2 separate regions of the Mus musculus genome follow, and region 2 is linked to region 1. Evidence: chromatin contacts called from ENCODE Hi-C data. All regions are on one chromosome and are shown on one strand. The core of a region is the stretch at or near the end of the contact, and the rest is flanking DNA. Distances in the headings are between cores, read along the strand shown.

The links. Hi-C counts contacts between places; a loop is a spot of excess contacts on that map.
Region 2: a loop to region 1 is called in a map of left cerebral cortex, with 2.8 times the contacts of the local background. The contact joins the enhancer-like site here to the promoter of Mark1 in region 1. A Hi-C loop is called at or near these places in 1 of 37 maps with a recorded cell type or tissue (left cerebral cortex).

Annotation. Positions count from the first base shown.
Region 1 is chr1:184,996,160-185,001,779 of GRCm38, forward strand. Mark1 (MAP/microtubule affinity regulating kinase 1) reads right to left here and starts at 3,390. Exons shown (of 18, transcript NM_145515.2): 1 at 3,263-3,390. The coding sequence starts at 3,313. Gm39728 (a long non-coding RNA gene) reads left to right here and starts at 3,407. Exons shown (of 5, transcript XR_865821.3): 1 at 3,407-3,594.
Region 2 is chr1:184,850,344-184,855,963 of GRCm38, forward strand. Gm34451 (a long non-coding RNA gene) reads left to right here. Exons shown (of 2, transcript XR_865818.3): 2 at 1,705-5,620. Among named protein-coding and RNA genes, the nearest start is that of Mtarc2, 7.2 kb to the left of the region's middle. Within about 2 kb of position 2,121, at least 3 of the 3 ENCODE cell types and tissues checked have a DNase peak (open chromatin) inside an H3K27ac peak, as active enhancers do; they include left cerebral cortex, where a contact is called at or near this core.

The DNA.
Region 1 (5,620 bases), core at 2,140-4,639:
CCTTGTTTTTCAATACAGAAAATCAGCCGGGGCATTGCTGACCCACCAGCAGGAGTGTCAGCAAAGGTTTTCCAAAACACCTACAAAATTGTTTCATTGAAGAAAGAGACATATTTAGTAATATATTTTAGTATAACTCCTATATCGATACTGGCACTATCCAAGAATGGCCTGATAATAAAATAAAAAAAAAAAAAAGAAGAGAAGAAAAACAAGTCTTTCAAACATTTTTATTTTCCTAGACTTACTCGTTACAACATAAAGTGAAACGCATTTTACAGGGATTCTATTCTTTTGTAACATGTCTCTTCTTCACTACGCAGTGTTTACTGCCTTAAGAGTTAATCACTGTTTCCTGTCATATTTACTCAGTTGAGGCCTGTCAACCAGGCACACACAAACCTTTATCTATGAGCACTCCTGGAAGACCACACTGAATGTTCCCAAAGAACAACTCTGTCTCTACTCTACACAGTCATAGGTGAGACAGCAGGGTCACACACTCCTGGAATTGTATGGTGTGTGTGTGTGTGTATACACTCATACATATACGTATATGTGTGTGTGTGTGTATATATATATACGTATATATATATATATATATATATATATATATACGTATATATATATATATGTGTGTGTATATGCGTATAGATATACAATGTTTACTTTATGATTAAGAAATGTTTATATTACCTGCAAATATCAATATAATACTGTTTAGTAATCACTGTATTTATTTATTTTAATTTCTAAGAGTAATAGTGTTTTGGCTACTATCTTTACAAGAAAAAGATCTAAAAGTCACACGAAGTAAACATTTTTTCATAGATATTTTTAAAATATGTCAATATTTTTGTATGGATATTCTTAGTAAGTATGGCTATACTTTAAAAATGTCCTGTGTGATTACAAATAAATGCACATTTTGGCTACCGTGCTGGCATTAATTCATGCACTGACAAACCAACTGGTAACTCTGTTTCACTGATGGCAGGTAGGCACCATGGATAATGCTATTTAAGACTCCAGTGGTCATTTAACAGCCTCCAGCGGTGGCCTCTTCAATAAACACCTGGAACACTTACAAAGCCAGTTTAGCCCTAGCTATCCTCAGTCTTCTACTGTACACTACCTGGGACTGCATTGACATCTCCTGTCAGCTCTGAGTAGGGAGAGGCCTTGTCTAAAGCCTTTCTGCGTTCCCTTCCAGGTCAAAATCAGAGTTAAGTGCATATTCATCGATTAATTAACAGCCACAGCAGAGGGGATGCTTTCCACGGCAACGAGGAGATAATCAGGACATAGTAGATAAAGTAAGCTAAATGCAGGGACAGTTATGTTGTACCAGAGTAGAAACAAGACCACGCAGAGGCTCTGAAAGAACATGCTCAGACACAAAGCACGTGAGTTTACACAGCACAACCGTCCTCGGAAGGTTCAACGAGATGTACAACCTCTGACTGCTAGGCTCTAAAGTGCCCTTGGCTGTGCTTCTGCTCTTGCATGGGAAGCTGCGTGGGGTACAATTCCTTGCTGCCTATTCCTATAAAGCCATCCCATGTCTGTATAAAGAGCCCTATCCACACACGCCTAAACAAGAGGCCGAGCCGTCAAACCCCAGGACACAACCAAGCCACGGGGCCTCTCCACATTAGGTTAACACACAGAATTCTGACCCTAAAACAAAGGTCATCTTCCGCTTGACTCCTCACGGTCACTCTTAAATGACAGGATGTTCTTAATAATAAATCTTTACCTTTGAAAACCTACCGCCACCAAATTCTTTACCCTTTCCTCCAACCTCCTTTAGCCTTTCAGTGAAAATTATGCAGCCGTGTCATCTCTAAGACAACAGTCACGGTGCAAACTGAGCAACAAGGTACGACGGTGGTGACAGCCCTGGTGTCTTCATCATTTCAAGTGTAGGACACAGGAGAGGACAAAGCATTCCCATACAATTTCCTAGTTCTTCTAACAATGGTCTCTGTAGAATTGTGTTCTTATCCCTTCAAATAAATATAGTACATGCAAACCCTACTCTCTAGATAAAACACCCATGTTTGTGCCTCATTTGCCCCTTCGAAAAGCGAGCCTGCCTGTCTCTCCTCCCCTATCTTTTGTCTCAGAACACCAAAGCACTTGAGTATTTTTACTTTACAATCCCTATGAAGTCACTGGTACATTAAGCACTGGAGGACCGATGAGGGGCGTAGACACCCAGAGAGCTCTCTGGTCGGCCACGCAAAGCCTAGAACCCCCTAGTTCCTTAAAACTTGTCAGCAATCAGGCCAGACCCTCTGGAGCCTCCGGGCCCCTTGGCAGGTCGCGGAGAATTTTAAAAACAACAGTGACAGAAAGCCACCTTTCCTGCAAAGGAACCTGCACACACATATAAACACAATCGTCCGTCTCAGAAGATGAAATTACAATTGGCCTTTCTCTTGGTTTTGTTAGACTTCAAATACGGCGAGTGAACATCTCAATCTTGATTTAAAAACAAAAAAAAAAAAAAAAAAAAATTAAACCAAACCAAACTAAACAAAGAAGCTCCTGAGGGCAATTTGATCAGACACAGAAAAATCCTGCCTTCAAAGAAATGTGCCTTGTGACACTCTGAGGAGAAGTACTTAAAACCTGTCCCTGAGTCACGAACACTGGATTGAGGAAGAGAAGAAGACAGCTGGCTTCTTGGGGTTCTTAAATCTTTTCTTTCTCACCTTGGGGCTACAGAAGCTGTAAGTGAAATCTTCCACTCTTCACTGAGAGTATTGCAGTGACATAAAGTCACACACACACACACACCCCTCTACTTCACTGCCCTCTTTATCCCTAAGGTGCCCGTGCCCCCCCCCACCCCCCAATGTGGACCTGATGTTACAAAAAGCAAAGTCATGGGGCAATGCGGGGGTGGGGTGGGGTGTATGTTTGCAAAGGACTCAAAAAAATCCAGAAAAGCAAAGGGCTGAAAGATCCCAGGACAGCCGAGGTGTAAGAGGTTCGGCTGGCTCGTGGGCTGCAGCCAAGCAAGCATCCATTCACTCGAGTGGGGGGCTGGGGGCGCGACCAGAATGTTGGGGTGCTCACGAAGCCACTCTGGACGCCCACCCTCTGCCCTCCATCACCCTCCGCATCCCCTCAGGCAGGACCCCCTCCGAGCAGAGGGCCGCCCCGGGGCTCCCCGCGTAGGGACGGGAAGGACGGGGAAGGGGGTCAGGCCGGGCTCGCCCAGGTAGCCGCGCCGGAGGCTCGGGAGACTCACGTTCTCCGTGTCCCGCTCGTTCACCGTGGGCAATGGCGTCCGCGCCGACATCTTGCGCGGGCAGCGGGGTCGAGCGGGGGGTCCGGCGGGTCGCGGGCCGCGGAGGGCTTCGGCGAGGGCGGGCGCGCGCGAGCAGGCCGCGCCGGGGAGCGCGCGGCTCCCGCAGGCCGCGGGGCGGGAAGGCGGGCGAGGACGCGGGGACCGAGCCGCGGGGACGCCGGTCGGGCGCGGAGGGCCGCGGCGGGCTGAGTGGAGAGCGGGCGCCCCGGAGCTGCCTCAGCGCGGCGCCCGGCGAGCGCGGCCCTGACAGCGCCTCCCGCACGCCGCCTCAGGTGAGCGCCGCCGCCGCCGCCGCCGTCGCCGCCGCCGCTGCCGCATCCGCGCCGGGCCCCGCGGCCCCGAGCCCGCGCGCCGCTCCGCGCCGTCCCCGCCGCGATCAGCCGGAGCCCTCGGCGGCCGGAGCCGGTGCGCGCGGAGCGGCGGGCGCGGCACGGCACGCAGCGCCCCGAGGCTCTTGGCGGCCGCCGCCGGGTGGGCGGGCGCCAGCCGAGGGGCCTCTCCATTCATTCCCTCATTAGGGATGCGGGGCCGCCTCCGCCCGCCGGGCCGGATTTCATTAGTGACTCGCCCCACCCGCGGATCAGCCTGTCCCCTCAGAACCTCCGGCGGGCGTCCTGCGATTTGATGTTGATTCTTGTGTGGCTTTTAAACCGGCACTGGGGACACATGGGGTTCGTGCGAATAGAGAACGATCCCCCTCCTTCCTCCTTTTTTATGTATTTTTTTATTTGTTTCACTGGAGGGAGCATTGGGTACCATCCATCCTACTCTCCACTTGGCCCATCCTTAAATTCTCCTCTGGTTTAATTCCTGGTTTTCTTCGAGCCTTCCTTCAGCATCCTTCTGCCCTGAGGTGTTGTTCAGGGGCAGGCGTGGACAAAAGGCACAAAAGCCTCATGAAAGGAGCTGGCCCAGAAAGCATGTGGAAGAGGGCTCCCCGCACCCCACAGCATCCCTGGAGTGGGTGAGACTTGATGTCTACAGTGGCTGATCGTCACTTCCTGGGATACAAGGAAGTGTCACTTAGGCTACTTATTCAGAGAGAGTAAGAAGGCTGTCTCTGTGGTCTGTCTGGAACTCTTCCTTCCAAAAGGCTGCTTTGCCTTTCCCTCCACCTGCCACTCCAGGTCCTGGGCATATTTGTCCCCATGCAATGTTGTCATTCTTACTCTGATATTTTGCACACTTGGCCTCTAGGATAAAACTTTACCATCTCCCTATTCCTTTTCTTTCTTCAACCTCAAATGGGAATCTTGGGATGATGGGAAACTCCTCTTTCCCAAATGCATCCATTTGAGGAAGAATTCCTGTGCCAGATGGTTTTTATCCTGACTCATTAAAAGTTGTTTCTGAAAACTTAACACTTGACCCTTAAAACATGGGCCAGAAGAACCTAAAAATAGCAAACCCATATCTTGAGGGAATACACACACACACACACACACACACACACACACACACACACACACCGTATGTAGTCGCTTCTAGAACACGAGCTGCATATTTATTTCTCAAGCATCTTATGTTGTAAGTACTTCTCAATTCCACAGAGCAAATGAAAATCCCAAGACCACTTTGGTGGCCATCTCTACTGTTCAACTAGCACTTAGGCTTTGGAACTAATGACAAGGCCACAGCCTGCATTATGGTGTGCCTCTGGGAATGGCACACTTTTAGAGTCCTTCAGAAATCGGGGTTCACCGAGATATACTGAAGCATGAGTTTGTACTTTTCTCATCAGCTGGAGGTTGTGCACTCAGCACCCCTGCTAACACAGAAGTCCCTTGTGTTCCAACTATGTCTGCATTAGCCTAGCAATAAGCAAGCAAGGTGCTCCCCCCATGCAACAAGGCTTCCACCAGTAGCTTAGATGTCATTCTTCAAAGGCTATTCACATGCTATCCCCTGTCCTCATTCCTCTGGTAACCCTGATGGGTATTTCCATTTCACAAAATTCCTCTGACTTGACTTATTCACGATCATAGCTACCTCAGGCTAATGAGACACAGAAGAAGATAACTGGAATGGCTGGGGGTGTTCAATGGTGTACCAGTCACAAGACCGTGAGCTCACCCCTGTGAGAGATGGAGCTAATTAGAGACAGAGCTCAAAGGGAAGCCTAGGATCTGAGCCCAGTGGCTTCCACACAGACAACTCTTAGCTACATTTTGCTCAAGTAGTGAAATTGGAATTGAGTGGTTATTATTTAAAGAACCCAGTTTTATATTGTTATATTGTTGCTAAGGAACTTTCCTAGCAAAGGGGCTACATCAAAGGGAATGGTTATTTTTGTTTTTC
Region 2 (5,620 bases), core at 871-3,370, 150 kb before region 1:
GTGCTCTTATCCTCTGAGTCATCTCTCCAGACTCCTACAATGCTAATTTTTAAAAAGATTTATTTTATGTATATGAGTACATGGTAGCTGTACAGATGGCTGTGAGCCATCATGTGTTTGCTGGGAATTGAACTCAGGACCTCTGCTCGCTCCAGTCCCTCTCACTCTGATCCCACCTGATCCAGCCCAAATTTATTTATTATTGTATGTAAGTACACTGTAGCTGTCTTCAGACACACCAGAAGAGGGCGTCAGATCTCATTATGGATGGTTGTGAGCCACCATGTTGTGTCTGGGATTTGAACTCAGGACCTTCGGAAGAGCAGTCAGTGCTCTTGACCACTGAGCTATCTCTCCAGCCCACAAGGCTAATTTTTGAGAAGGCAGCCATGTTCACGCTACACTCCAGGGTAGCAAAAACTTAAGTCTTGTCATTCCTAGTGTATTTTGTGTCACTTCACAAAATGTATTTAATGGTGTCATTAAGAATCAGGCCTTGCCGGGCAGTGGTGGCACACGCCTTTAATCCCAGCACTCGGGAGGCAGAGGCAGGCGGATTTCTGAGTTCGAGGCCAACCTGGTCTACAAAGTGAGTTCCAGGACAGCCAGGGCTATACAGAGAAACCCTGTCTCAAAAAAAAAAAAAAAAACAAAACAAAAACAAAAAAACAAAAAACAAAAAAAAAACAAAAAACAAACAAACAAACAGAATCAGGCCTAAACTGATGATCATAGGAACAAAGCTAACAGAGTTATACAGTTTAACAATTTGACATGGGATGAGGCAGGAGCTCAAGTTTGAAAGCCATCAGTTGCCTCGTAGGGGAGAGCCACCAAGGAAGACTGAGAACCTCAGTCCAGAGTCTGTCTTTGAACCTTTTAGAGTAGAAAGTCTAACTTTGCAATGTCAACAGTCGATTGGCCCTAAAGATACTAGCCTTTGCCCTGTCTGTGCGTCCTGGAGTGGGGCAGCTCTAGTGTCCCATGAATGTAAGTCGGGTGCCTCCTCAGTGAGGAGGAGAGCGCATTGCTGCTCTGTGAGAGCAGGTTTGTGGTCATCCGGGCTGTTGACCTTCCTTCCAGCTCCTCTGTGTGTGGGAGGAGGCTGTGCTTTCGGCTGCTGCTAGCCTAATCCTCATAGATACCCTCTTCCCACGTGATTCTAGCTTGTACCAAGTCAACAATTCAAAACAACCTCAGAGAATTGGAAAACAACACAGGGTCCTGTCTGCCTGTTCTGTCTCATTGATAAAAGAATTTTAAACTGGAGTTTGGCAGAAAGAAAAACAAACAGAGTGAGAGATGTCAGCAGTGACCAGGAGATGGGGATATTAGAAAGTCATGCTGTGTGAGTTAGAGGACAGGAACACAAAGCAGGTGTGTGAGGGAAGGGCGGCTTCAGAGAGAAGGGGAGCTACCTCCGGTGCCGGAGCTTAGGATTTCCGTTGAAGTTGGAAAAGGGGAGATAGAAAGGCTCCACTTTCCACGTTAGAAAACAGACACTTAGCCGTGAGGATCAGTGAGCAACTCCATGGAGGCAGGGGAAGTGCTCCTGGGGCACACACACACACACACACACACACACACACACACTAAGGGACAGCTAGCCTGTCCTCCCGGCCTGCCTCAGCGGACGGACGTCCTGTTTCTTTGCACTACGGACTCGGTAGTTCTCTCGAGGTTGTAAAGATTTCCTCCTTTCAGGTCTTCTGCCCGAGCAAGGAAGTTTCTGCTGCCTTCTTCAGAGGACGTCATCAAATGCCCACCCAGCTGTTTGCAAAGGAGTTCCTATCCATTCACCAGGCTGTTTGTGTTGGTGGTGGGGTGAGGTGGTGTTCCTGTCAGAGGGGTCTACTGACACAGAGGCACCTGCTGTCTGCATCGGGAAGGAAGCCAGTGTCATGCCATTTCACCAGAAGCAGCAGGCATAGCCCACGTTGCTTTGCGCATGGGGACCTTGAAAGAAGCTGGCTGAAAATGGCCCTCCACAGTCGGTTCTGCCGTCTCAGCATCCACTGTGTATCCGCCTATCTCTAGGAACCAATAGACTGCAAGCCCACACGTGAGCCACAAGCGAGAGGCCACTGCATACAGAATCGCAGGCCGGCCTCTTGACAAGAACTGAGCCCAGCCTTACCGGTCCCTCTGCTGGAGAGAGGAGGAAAAACAGGAGGAAAAACAGGACTCGGGAGATAAACAAGCGCAGGGCAGAGCCACACCGTGCAGTGGAATGTGGACTTTATCCAGCGGACATGAAAACTCGAGTAACGTTATTAGTTGCTAGTAGACACAGCAAAGCAGGGCATTGGAGGCCTGGGAGGGAGGGAAAGTTCACTTCCAGAGACAAACACGATCTGAGCTCTGAATCAAAATATTATATTGGCTGGGTAGGGGGTTCTAGCCGGGGAGGAGGGCCCATTGTGCAGGTTTTACATGATGCCTATGGGGGTATAAATCTCTAGAACGTTCAAGTTTGCTATTCTGTAAGTTAGTGAATATAGGCCTTTAGGAAAATTTGTTTTGTTTCAGGTAGCAGGAAAAATTTTTTTAACTTAATGGAAATTGTATTATTTTATTGCCTTTTCTTTGAGATGGGGGTCTGCTAGATAGTCCAGGACGGTCTCAGACATGTTAATCCTCCAGCCTCGGCCTCCAGCGTGCTGGGATTATAGGCCCTGTGTAGGAATTATGTTTTCAATTATGTGTATGTACACGTGGGTATTTGCATGCGAGTGAAGGTACCTACAGAGCCCTTGGTTACTCTTGGAGTTGGAGTTACAGTTAGTTACAAGTTACTTGATGTGGGTACTGGGAATTGGACCAGCATCCTCTGGAAAAGCATGAAATGCTCTTAACCACCCACCAAGCCATCTTTCCAGCCCTACATATTTGTTTTAATTGGAAGTTTCTAGTTTGTCCTGAAAATGCACAATATATGGCTGTAGGGAGTTCTGTCTGTATTCTGTCTACCCCAGTGCCACTGCCATCAGCCCCTGGTCCTGGCTCCAGGTCCTCCCCAATTTAAACCTGACTTCCTTTGGCCTTTGGGAGCCTAAGTGTTAGGCTGGGGTTTCCCAGGCTGTTGCTGCATGCTTCCACCAGGAGGCTCTGTGACCAGGGCTTTGGAGGGAAGGGTGGGGAGGAAGTGTTGTGAGCTAGTTCCAGGAGGACGTGAAGGAAATGCTGCCTTCCTTCCTGGCCAGGGAGTCCCAATGAGCAATTTCAGCTCAGTGGAGAGTCAGACCTAAGAGGCCCTTGAGGATAAATGTTTTGAAAGAGACCAAGAGAAGTGAGGTTACAGGCCAATCGCCAATGATCCCGACCCTCCGCAGTCTGTCAGACGCTCTGTCACAGGAAGAGGGCTGGTTGCCCCTTGAGATGGTCAGGAAGGGAACAGACACTAAGAGCTCCAAATGGCAGGTGCTCTCTGGGAGTGGCTTACTCGCATTCTCCATCTCGGGGAAAGGAGGAAAGATAGAAGTCAGGATCAGACTACCCTAAGTGTGCAGCCTGAGGAAAAGAGTGAGGAATGAGCCAGCCAGGGAATCAGCAAGATGCACAGCCTTGTCTGCCTGCCCACCTCAGCCAAGAAAAATTTCAGTTTGTTTGTCAAATAAATGGTCCAGGAATTTGCTGGGTCTCCATCTGTGTATAGGCAGGCATTGTTTTCCATTTCATATCCAGCTCGGAGCTGTGGGACTTGGGCTGACTGAGGCCAGGGACCTGACCTCCAGCCAACCTGCTCTGGGTATCCCCTGAACTCTTTCCTCATTGTAGTGGGCTCTGTGGCTTTGACTCAAAGATCGTTATCTATGAGGGTTCAGAACCCTGCTTCCTCCCTGGTCCGTGGCTGCTTTTTCCTGGGTTTGTTTTCTTTGGCTGCTACTGGGATGTTTTTCTGTGAAATGCTTTTTGCCACAGAGGGAAGAAAGGAGGCTAGGCAGGATGTGTGTGGAGGGAAGAGAATCTGGGGGATGGGGGTGCCCTGTCAGAAGAATGGTGCCTATAAGTCAATGCCTGCTGGTAATTCCCTATACCTCTACTTTCTTATCCTTACCCTGATGGGGGGGCATACAAAGTGTTAATGTAATGCAAAAATTATAAATTATACAAAGCATTAATACATGGTTAATGACAGCACAACTCCTGTTCCCCATGTTTCATTCATTCATTCATTCATTCATTCATTCATTCATGTGTTTCTCCTATAAGCAATTTCAGTAAGCACAACCAGCCAATAACACAGGTACATCCCACTCCACAACACTCAGGAACAAGTGTTGGCATCATCTTAATTGTCTTAATATTATTGGGTTTTGTTTGTTTAGGGTTTTTTGAGACTTATTTTTATTTTATGTGTATGACTGTTTGCCTGCCTGTAGGCATAATGTTACTGTGCACTGTGTAAAGATTACCGTTGCATCAGTCAAATGCTGACTTCTCTGCCCCCAAATCTGGCTGCAATCTGGACATGGCATTGTAACACTTATTTTAAGGATCTCCCCTCTTGGGCTCAGCAGGTAAGAGCACTGACTGCTTTTCCAAAGGTCCTGAGTTCAAATCCCAGCAACCACATGGTGGCTCACAACCACCTGTCATGAGATCTGATGCCCTCAGACGCTTCAGTGTACTTATATATGATAATAAATAAATCTTTGGGCCGGAGAGAGCAGGGACTGGGCAAGCGGGACTGACTGGAGCCAGCAGAGGTCCTAAAAAGTCAATTCCCAACAACCCCATGATTTGTCAATAAAAGCTGGTCAGCCAATGACAGAGCAGAAGAGAGAATAGGGCTGGACTTCCCATCCCATCGAGAGGAAGGGGAGAGGAAGAGAGGGTTCAACGGTAGGAGAGGGTTGAGGAAAAGCCATGGTAACACCTGAAGCAGAGACAGCCAGATCAATACTAAATGCATGTATCTTGGGGATTTTGGCTAGGAGGTAGCCAGATTAGCTTAGATGATTAGAATAGATTAATAACTGACCAGTAGTTGTGCCATAAAGCTGATTGAATAAATCTAATAGTGTGTCTCATTTTGGGAGCTAGCCAGGGTAAAGAAACATTATCGCTTATAAAATTGCATTAACACCTGCCTGTGTATTGGGTATACGACAGCATGCCATGTCCTTGGAAGGTGTTGAATCTCCTGGAACCAAAGTTACAGAGAGTTGTGAGCTGCCATGTGGGTGCTGGGAACTGAACCCTGTCAGGAGCCATCATAGATATTCTAAGGCTAGCAGGTGACCTTCCTGGAGGTGGTTTCACCACTTTTGCATGGTCTGCAATGGGTAAACTCTATGAGGCAAGGTCCCAAAGAGATTTCATCTCAGGATTGCTTCTTGCAGCTCATATGCCTTTCCTGTCATTATTAAATTAATATAATAACCCCTGAGCATAAATCCACCCTATTGAGCAGATCTCCTGCGGACCAGCCTAAAGATGAACTTTCATGAATTAATGCTGTTTAGATGAATTAATGATTTTATAGAATTCCTGATTTGATTCAAATAATTTTAGGAAGAAATTTTCTAGAGATGGTTTTAGTTGCTTTGCTAGAAAGATGTAAAAAAATTAGAATAAAGAATAGAATGTGCCCACTTCTCAGAATAGTAAGTAAAGG